2 separate regions of the Mus musculus genome follow, and region 1 is linked to region 2. The links are chromatin loops, found by intact Hi-C in ENCODE. Cell type or tissue: heart. All regions are shown on one strand. Each heading gives the region's core, and the rest is flanking DNA. Links, peaks and the distances in the headings are about the cores only.

Region 1 (8,000 bases), core at 1-8,000, 57 kb after region 2:
ACAAAACAGGCCTCAACAGATACAAGAAGATTGGCATAATCCCATGCATCCATCACATCACCACAGACTAAGGCTGGTCTTCAATAGCAACAAAAACAACAGGAAGCCCACATACACATGGAAGCTGAGCAATGCCTTACTTAATGATAACTTGGCCAAGGAAGAAATAAAGAAATTAAAGACTTTTTAGAATTTAATGAAAATGAAGACACAACATACCCAAACTTATGGGACACAATGAAAGCAGTGCTAAGAGAAAAACTCAGCTCTGAGTGCCTCCAAAAAGAAACTGGAGAGAAAGCATGAACTACCAGCTTAACAGCACACTTGAAAGCTCTAGAACAAAAAGAAGCAAATACATCCAAGAGGAGTAAACTGCAGGAAATAATCAAACTTGGAGCTGAAATCAACCAAGTAGAAAAAAAAAAAAAAAAGAACTATACAAAGAATCAACAAAACTAGGAGCTGGTTCTTTGAGAAAACCAACAAGATAGATAAACCCTTAGCCAGACTAAGACACAGAGACAGTATCCAAATTAACAAAATCAGAAAAGGGGGATATAACAACAGAAACTGAGGAAATTTTAAAAAAATCATCAGATCCTACTACAAAAGCCTATTTCAACAAAACTGGAAAATCTGGATGAAATGGACAATTTTCTAGACAGATACCAAATACGAAAGTTAAACCAGGATCAGATAAACCATCTAAACAGTCCCAAAACCCCTAAAGAAGTAGAAGCAGTCATTAAAAGTCTCCCAACCAAAAAAAGCCCAGAACCAGATGTATTTAGTGCAGAGTTCTATCAGACCTTCAAAGAAGACCTAATACCAATACTCCTCAAACTATTCCAAAAAACAGAAACAGAAGGAACAGTGCCCAATTTATCCTATGAAGCTACAGTTACACTGAGTATTCTCCCTTGCAGATAAAATGGTTTCTGTCTAATCAGGAACTTTCCACAATTTCCTTTTATAGAGGACTTCATAGGAGATTTTTTTTCATACTTCATGTTGAAATCATGTTTAATGTTCCAAATAGATTTTTAAAACTGGTTGAGGGCTGGTGAGATGGCTCAGTGGGTAAGAGCACCCACTCTTCCAAAGGTCAGGAGTTCAAATCCCAGCAACCACATGGTGGCTCACAACCACCCATAATGAGATCTGACTCCCTCTTCTGGAGTGTCTGAGGAAAGCTACAGTGTACTTGCATATAATAAATAAATAAATAAATAAATAAATAAATAAATAAATCTTTAAAAAAAAACTGGTTGAGTGCATACTACTTTTAGCTTCAAAAGATATCATGTATATTTAAGAGGTATTTAACTATTATAAATTATTTTTATGACTTAAAAAATATCAATACTGAGTTGTATATTTTAAAATAAATTTTATTAGTTTAATAAAAAATTAAATTAAAACTTAAAAAAAAAAAGCTAGGAGTGGTGGCACATATCTGTATTTGAGCTATATGGGAGACAGAGGCAGAGAGATAGCCTGAGAACAACCTTGGCAATATGGTGAGACCCTGTCTCAAAAAACAAAGTACTGGGCCAGTGAGCAGGTTCAGCACTTACCACAAGATTGCCAACTTGAATTGGATATCAGGACCCACAGAGTGGAAGAAGAGAACAACTCCACAAGCTGCCCTCTGACTTCCATACAAATATCAAGATATGTGGTCCCTTCCCTCCACTCTAAACAAACAAAATGTAATACAAATTTTTAAAATAAAAATAACTGCTAAAAATTGGAAAAGCTGCCCCCCAGTAACAGACAGAAATCTATCTACTTTCTTAGCATCTGGTTATTTACAAGTCACTTTAATCAGTCAAAAACATCTTTTAGCTGGGCATAATGGCTCATGTCTTTAATACCAGGTAGATCTCTGTGAGTTCAAGGCCAGCCTGGTCTACAGAGCAAGCTCTAAAACAGCCAGGGCTACACAGAGAGATCCTATCTCAAAAAAAAAACATTTAAAAATTAATTTTCAATAAAAATTAAATATTGCTGGGTGTGATGGCTCATGCTTTTAATCCCAGCATTTGGTAGGCAGATGAAGGAAAAGCTCTGAGTTCTGGGCTAGCCAAGGGTACAGAAAAGGGGGAAGGTGAGAAGGGGACCTTTACAACTTTATATACACCCAGTAATTTTCTCTTTCACATCTAGTAACTTTCATGTTTTTAAATTTTAGGCCAGATTTCTTAAAAATTCTGGTTCTGTTTTTGTTTTTTAAGACAAAGAGCTTCATTCTATATCCTAGAAAATCCTTCTGCTTCTACCTCCTAAGTACTGAAATACCAGGGATATCCCATTACACCTGCTCAAAACTCCGGTCCTTCTTAAGGATAAATATCCACCAGATCTTGTGTATCTTACCATGTGGAAACTCCCACCAATGCTGGGCCCTGGAGAGGACTTGGAGAGAGTCTCTGGGAAAGCACAGGGCTTTACCCAGCCCACAGCTGCTCACCTCAGAGCACGGGCGCCAGGAGCTGGTCTCTGTTTCTTCTAGGTTAACACAGATGACCCATCATGAAGGCTGTGAGGAGTATGTGTGTGCATATGTGTGTTCACCCATGTGTGTGTGTGTGTGTGTGTGTGTGTGTGTGTGTGTGTGTGTGTGTGTGAGAGAGAGAGAGAGAGAGAGAGAGAGAGAGAGAGAGAGAGAGAGATCCTGAGCACACAGTGTAGTTAACAGCTGGCTAATACAGGCTTCTCCAGCTGACCCCAACAATGCATCTTCACATGGGTCCTGGGGGTTGAGCTCAATTAGTCAGGCTTGTACAGAAGCACTTTTTCCTGCCTCAGCCTTCCAAGAAGGGGCGCAAGTTTATGCTGCTTTGCCTGGCAAAATATAGTTTAATTAACAAGTGGTTCCAAAGACTGGATCTTGTATATGAAGACATTTTAGGAATATCTTAATCTGTGGTTTTGCTTATAGTTTCCTAACTGTGTACAAAACAACATATGGTTTTAAACACATGTCTGACAAGTCTAAAGGCTCCTTGGTGAGTATAAAATACAGATCTGTACTTGGGAGAACATGGCTTTGTGATGCTCTAACAAGGTCATCTAGACTGATGTTCATGGGTCTTTCCATGGTGAGGCTCCACAGAATATACAGAAGCTGCATCAGCAGACAGGCAGGTGCCCCAAGTCTACCTTGGGTGACTGATCTATCTCTGCCTTGTCTGTCATTAGTCCTGTCACCACAGTGCCTAGTTCCTGTTGATGTATTTTATGAGTTGAAGCATGGCAGGGATAACAAGAGGCACTGCCCAGGTTTCTTTCTCTTACCACTTTTCCACAGGGCTGCCCTGGCCCATGGCTGCTCTATGAATGTGCTCATGTTTAGTGAGTAGGTGCTGGAATTTCAGCTCACACTGGTGTCTCCCTTTGCACCAGGCAGCTCCCCGAAGAGCTGATCCTCAGCTTAAAGAATACACTAAGTCATTTAGCAGTAGCACTCAGGCTGGACTGCTGAGTGTGTGAATTCTGTCCAAGAGCTGCAGATGTTTAAGCTATTTCCTCCCGGAGTTTGATGGAATAATAAAAGGTTACTGTTGTCACAGTAAGGAGGTCTGCAGCTGGCCCCATTTCCTTTTATTACTATCCAATGTAAACAGATTAAATCTAACTGCTTGGATCACCAGAAGGGTACATTTGCAAACCAGAAATTCCTGATTTCTTCTCTCTCCTCCTGTGCCCTCAGTCCCTTTTCAAATGTTCTTTTTATATTACTGGGAATATCTTGGCAACTAGGCACTCAGGTCTTCTCATGAAGTAGACACTACTTTTTCAAGTTCACACTCCTTTCTCAGCAGCTAGACACAAACTGCAACAGGGAGCAAGAAGTGACCTTGACCCTGGGAGCCAACTGCCTACTGGCTGGAGCAAGGAGACGGCTCAAGTAACGAAGGACAACAGAAGGGGATCCCTGCTAATGCTGTGGAGTCTCTTCCCTGCACCCCAAGAGCTCCTGTTCTTCCAGTACATAAAACTCCAGAAGCCAACTGGCTGCTGGGAAGGCATCTGAGAGTCCATCTAGCAAGCCAGAGGTGTGAGTAACATATGGGGGGCATTAGTCACTGTGTGAGTGTTACTACTAATAAAGAACAGCCTTAAATGACAGGGACATCACCTAGATCAGAATTTGTTATTAGTTTTGTTTTGTTTTGTTTTGTTTTGTTTTATTTAAACACATGTAAAACTTTAGGTGTAAAACAAGCTTGGCCTGGAGGTCCACACACAAAGTAACTGAGAATGGAGCTGCTATAGCTGCAGGGACCTTGGTTTCTTTCTCTCCCAACTCCCCAAGGACCATCAAAGAACACAGCATGAAGGTCACAATATGACAGCATGGAGGCTGAGAGAGCCTAAAACCTACCTAAGGCCAGCACCTGTGAGCAGCCCTGAGCAGCAGACACAGGCCCCGAATTCTCATCACTGCAGAGTCCTGCTTTCCCCTGCCTGCTCGTCCAGGATCAGTCATCACTGTCCTTGGAACCTGCAGGTCTTGGTCTTACAACAGTCACTTCAAGCTTTCATGAAGAGGAAAAAATTTCAAGACAAAACCAAAGTCATATTTTATCCAGCAAAAGGGTGCAAAGGTAATGAAGGGACTCTGCTGACTCAGTGTAATGGCACCCAGAGGTAACCAGCTAACACAGAGCACTGAGTGCTCAAACTGCATGGCCCTAATCAATCAAGGCAAAGGCAGCTTATAGCTTGGGGAGGCAGGAAGGCCCCATACAAAGCATGACTGCACAAGGCATGTTTCTACTAAGCAGGTGGCCCAGTGGAATTTACCAAAAAAATTGAAGCCCCTCCAATCTGAGTCCTTGCTCCCACTCTGAGAACTGCACTGGGGTCAGAAGCAATATCCCCTTGTCTGTGCTACCTAATAATACTACAGCTTTAAACAAGCTACAGCTAGCCCCACTTTTCTGGGATAGACTCACAGCAACTCTCAGTTCTTCCTGATTACTTTTGCCCATAAACTTCACTTCTATGGTCTTCACTTTTTAATAAGACATGAAGTGTGTATGGGGGGGAGGTGCTAGGAAAGGAATTCAAGTTTCCATCTGCTAGACCTGGCTGCTAGTCCCACCCCTCCACTTCCAAACTTATAGCCCTGTGTGATCGAGCTGGTGAGCCTCTCTGAGCTGTACTTTCATCACCTGTAAACGAGAGGGACACATAGTGAAAGTGAAATGAAAGAAAGCGTGTAAAGATTTTGAAATTATAAAGTGCCTTAAATGTGAGGTACCTGTGTTATTACAATTACTTAATCAATGGAACAGACACATTTAATGGCTTCTAGGAATTCTGCTGTCTGACTCCTGTCAGAATTCACCCAACCTTGCCACTTGGAATGCAGAGCTAGCTGCACACTGTGTGGCTGTATTTCCTCAAGCTGGCCTCCCAGCCACCTCCCTTTGGCTGGTGTCTGGAGAGAAACAATGCCACCCAATAACCCTCTAGCAGCCAAGTGTAGAGCATGAAAGAGAAGGAGCTCTAATCCAGAAAGGAAACAGCTGACTTACTGCTCTAGCATCTCCTGTCATAAAATAGCAATGAAACAAAAACACCATTCTGTAGGAAGAAGGAACAGGAAATTTTGAGCTGGACAGAAAGTGCTGAAGGAAATTAAAAGTGCTGGTGTGCTCTGAAAAGAAACTCCAAAGGCTCTGCTGGTCACCCTGATGTTTCCAAGGCCTCCCCATTGGCTTCCAATTGGCTAGCTCTGTGCAGAGGGCTCTTCCAGCCCGGGGATGGCATAGCTAACCTCAGAGTATCTTGCATTATCACAGTACTGGAGGAGAGGAAGGGAGCTGCCTGACAGCCCCAGAAGATGCTGAACAAGACAGAACTATAACTGGGCAGCCCTGTGCACAGGCTGCGGCAAGCATGTGGTGCTACATGCTGAGTGGAGGCTCTTCTGCAACACATCAGGGCAGGAACATGGTTCTTCGTCATCTGATTGCGTCCTTATACGAGGCCTTCTGTAAGTCATGATCTCTGAGTGTGATCCTGGCCAGATCATACCTGAAGTGAGCAACCCACTTTCAGGAAGAGCATGAGTTACACACTACAATACCAGCAGACTTACTTGCTCTAACTCTCCTTTCTCCAGAGCCAGCTCCTCCATCTCTGGTGTTGTCTCATCTTCCAGGAAAGGATTGGTAGATGGTGGTGGGGACTCCAGCTTTTTCTATTAAGACATGAGAAAGGTGTTATTTCTGAGCATGAGCCTGTGGGGCAACTCACTTTATCCAAGTTTTCTAACATCTGGATCATTGGATTTGTCCTCATAACAAGGTTGGAGGCACAGGGACCATATCCTCACCCACATTGTCCTCTTCCGCTTTCTAGAGCCTGCGCTGTCTACCCTACTCGATTCTTTTTTATTTTATTTTATTTTTATTTTTTAAAGGCAGGGTCTCTCTACATAGCCCTGGCTGTCTTAGAACTCACCATGTGGACCAGGTACCCTTATTCCAATTCTGATCTGGCTAAAACTCTCACTTATCCTTTAGTTTTCATTCGAGAGGTTTCTTCTTCTGGGAAGCCTTCTTCATCTGCCGAGTGTGGGTTACATGCCTTTGCCACGTGTGTATCCCTCAAGGGTGTTTATAAAGCCGGGTATAGTTGCCTGTACTTGTAACCCTTATGTTACAGGGTTACATAGAGACTGGTAGATCACAGATACTTGCTGGCTAGTCCAGCTGAGAAACAGTGAGTGATAAGGGATAAGGCTTAGAAAGAGAATCAACATCCTTCTCTGGCCTCCACATGTACACACACACCTGCACACTCACACACATGCACACTCACACACATGCACATTCCAACACACACATAATCAGAAACATCTTTTATGCTTAAGTGCTAGGAGTTTCAGCAAACCCAAATGATAAGCAAAAGGGCTGATTGATGCTGGGATGAGGTGATGTGGCAAGGGATGGGCCCTGGAGACAAGAGGCTAAGTCGAAAAGGAGTTTCCAAATGTATTTGTGACATTGTAGCATCACCAGTAATATAAACTCATATAATTCCTAAAACCAGGAGAAGGCCACAGTTAGATGACAGTGTAAATGGCTGCAAAGTGCCAAGGTATCATCCAAAGGTATTACAAACAAAAACCAAATGTAAACTGTTGTAGTAAATGCTTAATCTCTAATGGGGGTTTCTACCCCACCTATGATCATTTTGTTCCCAGATAAAAGGCACACAACTTTTATATTTATAATAAACCTTAATCAGCACCACACCTGGGTATCTACCCTCTAAGCTATTAGTTTTTACCTCCCTATCAATAACCTCAAATTATGACTTGCCATGTTCCACGTGGGCAGTTCATACTCGGCTTGGCCAGCCTATATAGCCAGTTCTTACAATCCCTTACCCCATGGTGTCTCTCTTCTCTCCATCTTCTTCTCTCCCAGAAACCAAAACCCCCTAAGGTATCTGCTATGAGCTTTAAGATAATTCTGTTTATACACATTTAAACTACTAAATTATTGTCTAAAGCACTTGGGTGCTATTTTGTAGTCAGAAAATGGCTTCTATATACGAAGAAAGCCTTGTGATGACTATATCAGCTTAAGGTAATCATTATTAAGACAATGGCTTTTGCAGAAAACTGGCAAGAAACAGTGCATTCAAACAATCAGGCAAACATTTAAGATCTGCATCCTTTGCATGCTAGCTTCTTGATCTGCTGTAAATCATGTGTGTGTGTGTGTGTGTGTGTGTGTGTGTGTGAGAGAGAGAGAGAGAGAGAGAGAGAGAGAGAGAGAGAGAGAGAGAGAGACCTATGCTCTAAGCTTTGTCTTTTTAAGGGTTGCTAGTATTTGGCCAGGCACAGAGACACATGCCTGTAATTACAACACTCTAGAGCACAGTTCTCAACCTGTAGGTTTGTTCTAGTCAGAATCCAGTCTGTGCTATCCAGTGAGTTCCAGAACAGTCTGGAACTCGGTAAGAATATT
Region 2 (10,183 bases), core at 2,184-10,183:
GCTTGAACCAACTTTTTAGCTGACATTAACTGAATCTGATGCTCTGGCCTCTACTTCCCAAGAGATTACAATGTATGCCACCAGGGCCTCAAGAGATAGACAGCTCAGTGGTTAGGAGCACGTGCAGCTCTTGCAGAGAATCAGAGTTCAATTTTTAGCATCCACACTGGGTGGCACATAGCTGCCTGCAACTCCAGCTCCAGGGAATCTGATGCCCTCAGTTGCCTTCTATGGCCACCTGCACTACACTGCCCACATAGACTTACATGGATACACATAAAAACAAAACAAAACCCAACCACCGCCGCCCCCCAAAAAGACCCATGTGCTACCTTATCCAGCTCTAATGATTTGTTTATTTATTTGTTTGTTTATTTATTTATTTATTTATTTATTGTATATAAGTACACCACTGCTTTCTTCAGACACACCAGAAGAGGGCATGAGGCCACACTGCAGATGGTTGTGAACCACCATGTGGTTGCTGGGATTTGAACTCAGGACCTCTGGAAGAGCAGTCAGTGCTCTTAACCACTGAGCCATCTCTCCAGCTCCCTATCCAGTTTCTATAGTGATGGGGCTCACACTTGGGGCTTCATGCAAGCTGGGCCAGCATTCTTTCAATCAAGTTATATTCTCAGCCCTGAACTTTTCTTTGAAATTGGATTTTTTTAAGTTCCCAAAAAACCTAAACATCACAACTATACAAACACAGTATCTCAAAGGTGTTATAAGCAGGCTGATGAGGGCCCATGACTTGTTTTGTTGCTAGGGCAGCTTAAGAGAGAGTTTATCTTGCTGTTCTATTCTGTTTTGTTTTTAAGATTTATTTATTTTTTTAGGTCCATAGGTGGTTTGTCTGCATCTATGCTTGCAGACCGGGAGAGAGCATCGGATTGTGAGCTGCCACGTGGTTTGCTGGGAATTGAACTCAGGACCTCAGAAAGAGCAGATGGTCTTAACTGAGGGGCCATCTCTCTAACCCCTGGGACCTCTGCTTAATTAGAGTATCTGTGCTTGCACAGTGGCACAGTGGCATATGCTGTAACCCAGAACTCAGGCTGGGCAGGAAGCTGTGAGGCAGGAAGACTGAGAGTTTGAAGTGAACCTGAGTTCAAAAATAAAAGACCAAACAAGCAGTGTGTGTGTGTGTGTGTGTGTGTGTGTGTGTGTGTGTGTGCATATGCATGTGTGTGTATATTTGGGATGGAAATGGCTTAGTGGGGAAAGAGCTTGCAGGACCAGACAAACAACTTGAGTTTAGATGCTTGGAAGCCACATGAAAATCCAGCACAGTGGAATAGCTGCATCTGTAAATAGCCTCCCCCTCACCTACCCCCTCCCGCCCCCGCCCAGTGTCCCATCAGGGGACAGGAGGCAAAGACAAGTTCTCACAGGAAGCTTGGGGAGCCAGCTGGCCTGGTGTTGCAGCAGTGAACAGCGAGAGAGACCCTGTCACGAACAAAGGTGGGAAGTGACACAACACCCAATGCTGTTTCTTCTACTTCAACATGCACACTGTGGTGGATGCATGCCTGTAAACACACACACACACACACACACACACACACACACACACACACACACGTTGAGGGGATATCTGTGGTTGGAAGGATACTGTTTTCCCTTTCCTTTCCTTTCCTTTCCTTTCCTTTCCTTTCCTTTCCTTTCCTTTCCTTTCCTTTCCTTTCCTTTCCTTTCCTTTCCTTTCCTTTCCTTTCCTTTCCTTTCCTTTCCTTTCCTCTGTGTAGTCCTGGCTGTCCTGGAACTCACTCTGTAGCCCAGGCTGTAGCCCAGATTCTGAGATCCGCTTGCCTCTGCCTCCCAAGTGCTGTTTAAAGGGTGTGTCACCACACTCAGCTTGTTTTCAATTTTTCAAATCAAGATTTCTCAAGTCTGCAAAAACAAAGCAAGCAGCAGTAAATTAGATGCTGGGTTGAAACGTAAATTATGAGGTCATTCAAGACCTCAGGTGCAAAGTATGTTTTCCTTTCTTTTATTCTTGTTTTGAGACTCGTTATGTAGCCCTGGTTGTCCTGGAATTCTCTCTATAGACCTGGCTGGCCATGAATGTACAAAGATCTGCTTACCTTTGCCTCCCAAGTGCTAGTTAAAGGTATGTGCCACCACATCTGGCCTTTGTAAAGAACAGTAACAGTGTCAGTAACTCACTCTGTAGTCCAGGGTGGCCTAACATGCCTGGAGCCCAAGGAGGCCAGAGAAGGCATCAGATCCTCTGGAACTAGAATTAGTGGGTGCTGGGAACCAAATCCCCGTCGTCCTCTGCAAGAGCAACAACTTCTCTGGACCACCGAGCTATCCATCTTTCTAGGCAGTGGAGGGCATCCCTTCATCCTTCTGCCTCAGGGTATCACATACCCTAAAATATGAGTTTCAACATCTTCTCTGATTTCCTTTGAAAAGATTTAAACTCAAGACATGCTATTAATAATAATAGTATTTCCACAGCTATTTTGTACAGCAAGGACCTCATAGCTTATAAAACTTAAAACTATGGAGGAGTGCATGAAATCTAGAAAGATAGAAGGTGGCTTTGTTGAGATCCTGGCTCTGCCTCTTCCTGGACATGTCACACTCTCTCTGGGTTTCCTGGTCCCACACACAAAATGGATCTAACCCTACTTAATAAATAGGCTTAAGAGAAGGTCTTGTTATGCGTCTGTCTGATCTGGAATTTGCCACCTTTCCTCTCTCACAGTGGAAGACACAGATGGCCCTGACAGCTAGGGCCCAGGACCAAGCCACCCTCTTATATTCCTATTTGACAGTGAAGAGTGCCAGTCTCAGAGCCAATACCTGGGTCAAGAGCTGGCAAGATGACTCAGAGTTGGTGCTAACTGCCAAGCCTGACAACCCAAGTTAATCAGTAGGACCCACATACTAGAAGTAAATTAACTCCTGAAAATTGTCCTATGACCTCCATAATGCTCTACTCATGTGTGTGTAAACACTAAAATAAATTTGAAAAATATATAATTCAAAGTTAAAAGAGCATACAATAGGTATGACTAATGTTTGCAATTCTAGCACTTAGGAGGCCAAGACAGGAGGATTGACACAGTTTGAGATCAGCTTGGACTGTAGAGTAAAAAACTCACTTCAAAAAGAGGAGAGAGGACTGGAGAGATGGCTCAGCTGTTAACAAGCATTGGCTGTTCTCCCAGAGAACTGGGGATGGATTCCCAGCACTCACAGTGTGGCTCATAACCATCAGTAATAACTCCAGTTCCCGGGGATCACACACACACACACACACACACACACACACACACACACACACAGAGTTAAGACTCCCCTGAGGCTGGGTCTGTGCGGAGAGATGTCAGTGAATGGTTGTTCCCCTTTGTTTTTTTGGTTTTGGGTTTTTTTTTTTGTTTTGTTTTTGTTTTTGTTTTTTTTCGAGACAGGGTTTCTCTGTGTGGCCCTGGCTGTCCTGGAACTCACTCTGTAGACCAGGCTGGCCTTGAACTCAGAAATCTGCCTGCCTCTGCCTCCCGAGTGCTGGGATTAAAGGCGTGCACCACCACGTATGAGCTGCACTCCTGTTTGCTACTCAGTGGCTGCCTTTGATGGCCATCACGGAGTGCAGCTTCCTTGCACCGTAACACAAACCAAGCAGGCAGGAGCAGCTAGTTGCTTGCCACCACTTCCTTCTAGAAAGCCGTGGCGCCTTTGTAAAGACTTTTCTTGGCCTTGGAAATGGTGGTGGTGGTGGGGGGGGGGGGGAGTTTGTTGAGAAGCTGGTCTTAATTTCTGACTTGTTGAAAAATTGTCCCAAACAGAAGGAGGCGTGGAAATTGTGCAAATTCCATTTGATTATGAAGCAGAAGTTGAAAGAGGTCTCAGATTAAGTGGGAAACAGTCTTAGCTGACCGAGCATTTCACACTGGGGTTTGTCCCAGTTTGTTTTGGTAAAGAGCCTTTGGCATTGTGGTTGGTAGTGCTGTAAGATGGTTGTGAGTGGCACAGACGCTGCAGGTGCTCAGCAAGCACTCTACTGGAGCTATATCCCCAACCCTACAGAGCGGCTTCTGGCTCCTGAGCATCCTGCCTCAGCCTCCCCGGTACCAGGATTATAGGAGTCCATTACCAAACCCTGCCCCCATAAATTTTAATTTATAATCACTCTCTTCACTCCACATTCTCTGAGTCACCATCCCACAAGGCTAGGTAGGAACTTTGCCCCTGAACGCAGGTAATTAGGCAGCCTTGGGGGGTGGGGGTGGAAAACAACTAAGATTCTTTGTCAAGCATTTAATGGATTCCATTCTGTGAGCCAACTGCAGCTTTTCCAATTAGGACTGCCTGTCTCTCCATAATTTGGGGGTTACTATAGGTCAAAAACCAAACCTCACAAAACCCCAGGAGACAACAACAGGCTTTCAGGTAAAAATAACTGGAGAGAGGAGCCACGGACTAGACACTGTACACAAAGCACTGTTTTGGAAGATGGCCTTTGGCAGTGCATTCAAAGGAAATGTGTCCCGCTTTCTGAAGTGGGTACCCTGGCCAACACCGCCAGGAGAGGAAGCTCTCTTCCATGTCTGTAGGTTTATTACTAATGGCTAGAGGAAGTAGATGCTGCCAGGGCAAGAGGAGTGCAGAATGGGAGGCTTCAAGACCTCTTGAGTCAGGTGGGTATCACCATCATAACCTAAAAAGGTAAAAGCTGACCTTGTGCTGTTGGCTGTGAATGCAGCTGGGTCAGGAAAGCAGGATACATTTCTACTTGGCTGTCTGATTAAAGTCAGCCCAGGGAAGGCAGACTGGCCACTTGAGGCTACACACCTACTGTCAGTCCTTCCAGCCACAGACTCAGCCGTGGCGAATGATAACAAGCTTTCATTTACCTCGGCCCAGAGAGACAGACTCACACCTGGTCCAGTGCGACCTGTACAGCCCCGTTGACTCTGTGTCTCAGAGGCACGGTCTCATTCTGCAACCCAGTTGGTCTAGAACTATGTAGCCCAGGCTGGCTTCAAACTCACAGAAATCCTCCTGCCTCAGGTCACTGGGAAGAGCTGGGGTTAGTGGCACATACTCCTTCAATATTAGCACTTGGGAGGCAGAAGCAGGAAGAACAGGACTTCAAGGCCAGCCTTGCTAATTAGCGAAATCAAGGCCAGCCTGGATCTATCTGTCTCATTAAAACAAAACAAAACAAAACAAAAACCTCCAAAGATTACTGAAAAGATTTATAATCCTTTTTCACAGATGTTACAAGCTAAGGCACAGAGGATCAATGTCTGGCCCAATGTCAGAGTGCTAGGACCAGACCTGCAGAGCAGGGATTCTGTGGAAGTTTCCATCCCGGTCTGCTTTTGTTTCCAGTGGACACATTCTTCATAGGCCACTGCTCACCAGTGCTCCCTTTGCCTGGCTTTGTAGGTGAGAAGGCGGAGGACTGGTAGGAAAATCATCCTACACGAAGCCCTCCAGGGTGGGTAATCGGAAGTGCTTCTTTTCTCAAGAGAGTCATCCCTGGCTGGCCTGTGGAAGCAGGAGCTGGTGACGATGGATGGAAAGTAAGTAAAGATCTCAGGCCAGACTAATGGAAGTGCTGCAGCAGATTTTCCACTGTTGAAAGAAACATCAGAATTCCCTAAAAGATCTCATTGCAGAATGCCCACCCAGCTGTGGAGGAGACAGGACTAAGTTGCTCTGCATAGGCAAGGGATCTCTGGGCAGCCACATGGGAAACTGGGCTGAGACTGGGACAGGAAGGGGAGGGAAAGCCAAGGGATGGAAACTCGGTGCAAAGTGGAATCCAAACCAGAAGCAGAACACTTGACACACATTCAGACGCTGGGTGCCACTGCAGTTGGACGGCCAGCGATGGCTCAGGACTGCCACGTTCTCTTTAGACTGTTCCCTCCACCTGCCTCACTGCTGGAAGGGAAGCTCGAGGCTCTTCCTAGGGTCCCTTCTGTTTTCTGTCAGCAGTAGAGAAGACATTCTAGCAAATGACATTCAGTAATGCTTTAATTAACTGAAGTATTTTTGTATTTCAAGATGCACCAAGAAATTAATTCCAGATGGGCAAAAGGAAAGACACTTACACAAAAGAATGATCTTTTTTTTGAGAGAAATTTACATCTCCCAAAGGTGCAAAATTCTGCAGGTTCAACATGCTTTTTTGACGGACAGTTAGGATGGGACTGGAAATTTTTATTTCATTTGTAAAACGTAATGGTTCTCTTCATGTCTGCTGGCTTTTCACAAGCCTGTTTCCAAGGCTACTTAAATGGCCCGATGCAGTCAGCCCGAACTATTTTATTTTTGGGAATCCAACTTGGAGTAGACAAGAAGTGTGGAACTTGCCTTCCCCCTCAAGCAAACTGGTTATTTTGAGACCTCGCTTCCTAGGGAGAGGAATGACATTTCCAGCTGCGTGTTTCTGGCACTTCCCTGAGCCTTCTGTAAACAGGGAGCCAGGCTTCCTCTTCCAATAGCAACTCAAAGGGGATGGGCCTGAGTAACACCCCCACAGCAGGCAGCAGGCAGGACCTGCGCTCTCTGTTCTAAGAGCCACTTGAGATGTATGCACAATGGGCACCTTTCTGGGTGCTGGGCAGAGTCTTGGGTGCTGAGTCTTTGTTCTGCCAGAAAAGAATTTTCTTTTCAGTGACAGACATGAACCCAAGGCTTTGAACCTGCAAGGCTCTGTGAGAGGCCAGTGGTTCTTTGTGGCTCCTGTTTTGTAGGCATAGTCTAAATGAAACTTTCTCTAGCCTGACATCTCTAAGCCAGCTATCTGCTCTAACAGAAGATATGCAAAGAACTCTTAAATTTTGTTGCTGTTGTTCATTCTGTTTTTCTGCTATAGGGTCTTACTATGTAGCCCTGGTTAGTCTGGAAGCCACTACACAGCCTGGCCTCTAACTCCTGAGGTCTGCCTTCCACTGCCTCCTTAGTATTAGAATTAAAGGTACGTACCATATGCCTAGCTATGTATGTTTTGAAGTAGAAGTAACAATAATAGACAAAGCTTCTGGCTGAAGCCTCAAGTTAGATAGCCAGAGAAAATGGGCTACAGGACTCTTTCAATAAAGTCCTTTTCTTTTCACTGCAAGGGGTGATAGCATTCTACAGTTGGTCCTCTATACCTGTGGGTCACACAAGTGTGGTTTCAACCAAAGGCAGTAATAGTGTCTGGGAGGTGGGGAGGACTGGGCCTGTCTGAGCCTACAAACTAGTTTTTAAATTGTGACTAGTCCCTAAGCCACTCAGTGTTAACAACTATTTATTTCCAGGTATGGAAGTGCACACCTGTAGCTGAGAATCCAGCTTGGGTTATGAATTCAAGGTCAGCCTGGACCACATTGTGAGACTGTATTAAAACAAAACAAAACCACTATCAAAAACCAAAAACAACCCCAGCAACCCAACTATTTATGTAGTATTTACATTATATGAGGCACTATACATAGTCCAGAGGTACTCAGATTCAACTAAAGGATGTGCTGGGATTGTTTACACACACGGTGCTATTTTATAGAAGAGACAGAGTATCTGCATGGGGTGTGTGTGGTCCTGGAAGCAGTCTCCTGTGGATACTGACAGACAACTGTAATCACCTGTGTGGCTCCTAAGCATAGACCCAGCAGGCTCCTCTGCAGACTCACAGTTCAGTCTCTAGACATCTGCATTTCTCAGAGGGCCCCGAGGGAGTCTAATGCATTCCCCAGGTGAGGAAGAGGCTGTACAGAACATGCTGGATTCAGTCTTCATCAAGAAGACATTTAACATAACTCCTACTGACACCTATCTGCTGGCTCCTACGTGGTTTCTGACAGCGTGATACATCAAGTCAGTCACTTCGCTGCTGTGACCACTGACTGGGAGAAACAGCCGCTTGACCGCTCAGTACCACCATAGAGATTGGCTGGAAAACCAGCCTCTCATGAATGAGCCAAAAAGACAAGTTTAATAAGCTGTGTGCGCACAGCACACAGTACACAGTAGCCAGGGGTGGGAGGAGCCCACTGGCTTCAGCTCCCCAGGGTGGGTGGCAGGTGGCTGACTTGGCTGTGCTGTCTGGGGATAGCCACATGCCTGCTTTCCAATAGGGCAGCACAGAGGGGACCCCCAGCCCCCAGCTAAGGCCCAGTGAGCTTCTGCACTTGTCTGGGTTGTGATACATCCTGACCAAGGGCCACACATCTTTTCCTTGCTACTTGTTTTCTTTCTGATTAGAATTTAAACATGCTTAACACACGAGAGTGATTCCTCCTAGCAAGAACAGGCTAGGTGCTGATGAAGAAATGAGGCTCTAGGGCTGGTGTGTAGCCCAGGGGTTAAGAGAACAAAGGAGAGAAAAGGAAGGAGGCCCAGATCAGAGCTGAGCACTCTGATAGCCGGAGATAACCAGGCGAGCCTTCCTGCTGTGGCGATCATGCTCAAGAAGTGGGTCTGGGATCTGGGATCAAGTCTAGGGCCCAGATCTTTCTGTTCTAACAGCTAACACGTTTAGTACCAGGACGAAAGCTGTCAATAAAGGTGGTCACACTGAAGTTGTGGTCACATAACAGAGCCTTGGTTTCAAGAGCAGCGAGAGCAGGGTGACGTCTGCACTGGTAAGGTGCCTGTTTCCCGGAAGTGGGGTGACTCCCCTGCAGAACTGGATTTCAAGAGCTGGTGGTGGGCAGCACAGGCAGAAGAGCTGGGCTGTGCTCTGGGCTGTTTCCGGTTCTGAGCCTGGTGTGCACGGTCAGTATCATGGTGGTTTTTCTCAGCAGTAGTCATGATGTGCTGCTGTGGTACTACATCAGCCACCAGGTCTCAGGGCTCTGGAAAGTACTCTGGACTTGAAGCATCTGAGCGAGTGGGAAGTCAGACGGTCAGACTTACTCTTTTCCTTCCCACAGCTTCTGCCAAGAAAGCCCTTTCAAGGGAAATTCCCGGTATCTCTCAGCAGACAGTCTCCTTCCCAGGATCCAGGGCTAGACAATGTGTTCATGTGAACAGGGAGAGTGCCACAAAGACCCCGCCTCTAAGTCAGCTCTAGGTCTGCCTCCACACCAGCTCAGGAGCCCACCACAGGCAAGACCCCTGCTGCTCAGGCTGGGCACACCAGCACTCACACAGTCTGTCTCCTCCATGGGCAAGAGACTCAGTGGGCATCTCTCTTCTGGAGAGTACAGAGACATGGGAGAAAACAGGGGTAGCTTGGCCATGTTATGGAAGACAGCAGATTGAGTCCCAGAAACAGTTATTTACATGGAAAAGTGCTAATACTGCAGGGAATTGGTAAAGAGGCCAATATCCCACTCTGCCACCAGCCACTTGGCTCACTCAGGCCCCCAGGCCAATTCCAGAGACAGAGAGGGAAAAGGACCTCACAACACAGATGGAGAAAGAGGTAAGATCCAGGCTTCCTCAGCCAAGCTGCAGGCCCTGGCTGGTGTCGAGGGCTGAGTGGGGAGATGACATGGGTCAGTGACAACTCAACCATCACAGGCAGCCTGGGGACAGCAGGTAAACCACAGGGACCTTTCAACCACTGCTGCCCCAGCTTCAGGGATGGAGATAATCTAAAAATGCCTTTTAATAACACAGATTTCACTGAGCTTCCATGACTGAGATAGAAAATAAGACATGTTATGAGAGAGATACTTTAATAACCGTAATGTTCTCAGAGGCTTCAAGACTCAGGACTCAGTGTGAGGGTTTGCAGAAGTCGGCTGTTCAGGACTCTGGCCATGCCTTCCCACTCCTTACAGTCTCTTTTTAATCAGTTTCTCCAGTTTGCGGATTCGGGATGACTCCTGCTCCGGTGTTGGGGCAATCAGCGACAGGGTGCTGGAACCTTCTGTCCCCGAGGGCGGGGCAGGGAGCCTCTGCCGCAAAAGTTCCAGCATGCTGCTCTGCTCACTCCTCTTCAGCCCCTGAGAGGAAAGGGAGAGAAACTGGTCAGGCGGTGGCCCGCAGTGCCTGGCAGGAGTAGGAGGCACACTTGGGTCTTGCAGTTCGCTCAGACTGAGCTGTGCTGGGCTAACTGCATGATGCCAAGAACCCGAGGACCTTGCTTCCTTCAGGGGAATTCTGGTCCTGGGCAGCAGCCTGGAAGATAAAACTGAGGAAGGAGAAACAGGGAATGTGGAAGGAGAGGGGAAGGGTTAGAAAGAGGAGAAACAAAGGCAGAGGGAAGAACAATGCCCTA

What was found. Peaks named below come from ENCODE experiments on the same cell type or tissue, not always from the same donor. Only the 100,000 strongest peaks of a DNase experiment are listed, where the experiment ranks them.
Region 1: it touches region 2 in a loop (6-fold over the local background); 5 of 42 quality-filtered maps call a loop at or near these places.

What each region holds. Positions count from the first base shown.
Region 1 is chr11:76,095,869-76,103,868 of GRCm38, forward strand. It overlaps Vps53 (VPS53 GARP complex subunit), which reads right to left. Exons shown (of 22, transcript NM_026664.4): 12 at 6,119-6,220. Among named protein-coding and RNA genes, the nearest start is that of Gm46252, 51 kb to the right of the region's middle. In heart, for the core only: no CTCF peak of the experiment used is centred there; a DNase peak (open chromatin) is centred at 3,413.
Region 2 is chr11:76,036,675-76,046,857 of GRCm38, forward strand. Vps53 (VPS53 GARP complex subunit) reads right to left here. Exons shown (of 22, transcript NM_026664.4): 22 at 9,552-9,908. The coding sequence ends at 9,738. Among named protein-coding and RNA genes, the nearest start is that of Rflnb, 14 kb to the left of the region's middle. In heart, for the core only: no CTCF peak of the experiment used is centred there; DNase peaks (open chromatin) are centred at 5,567, 5,727, 6,427, 8,887 and 1 weaker place.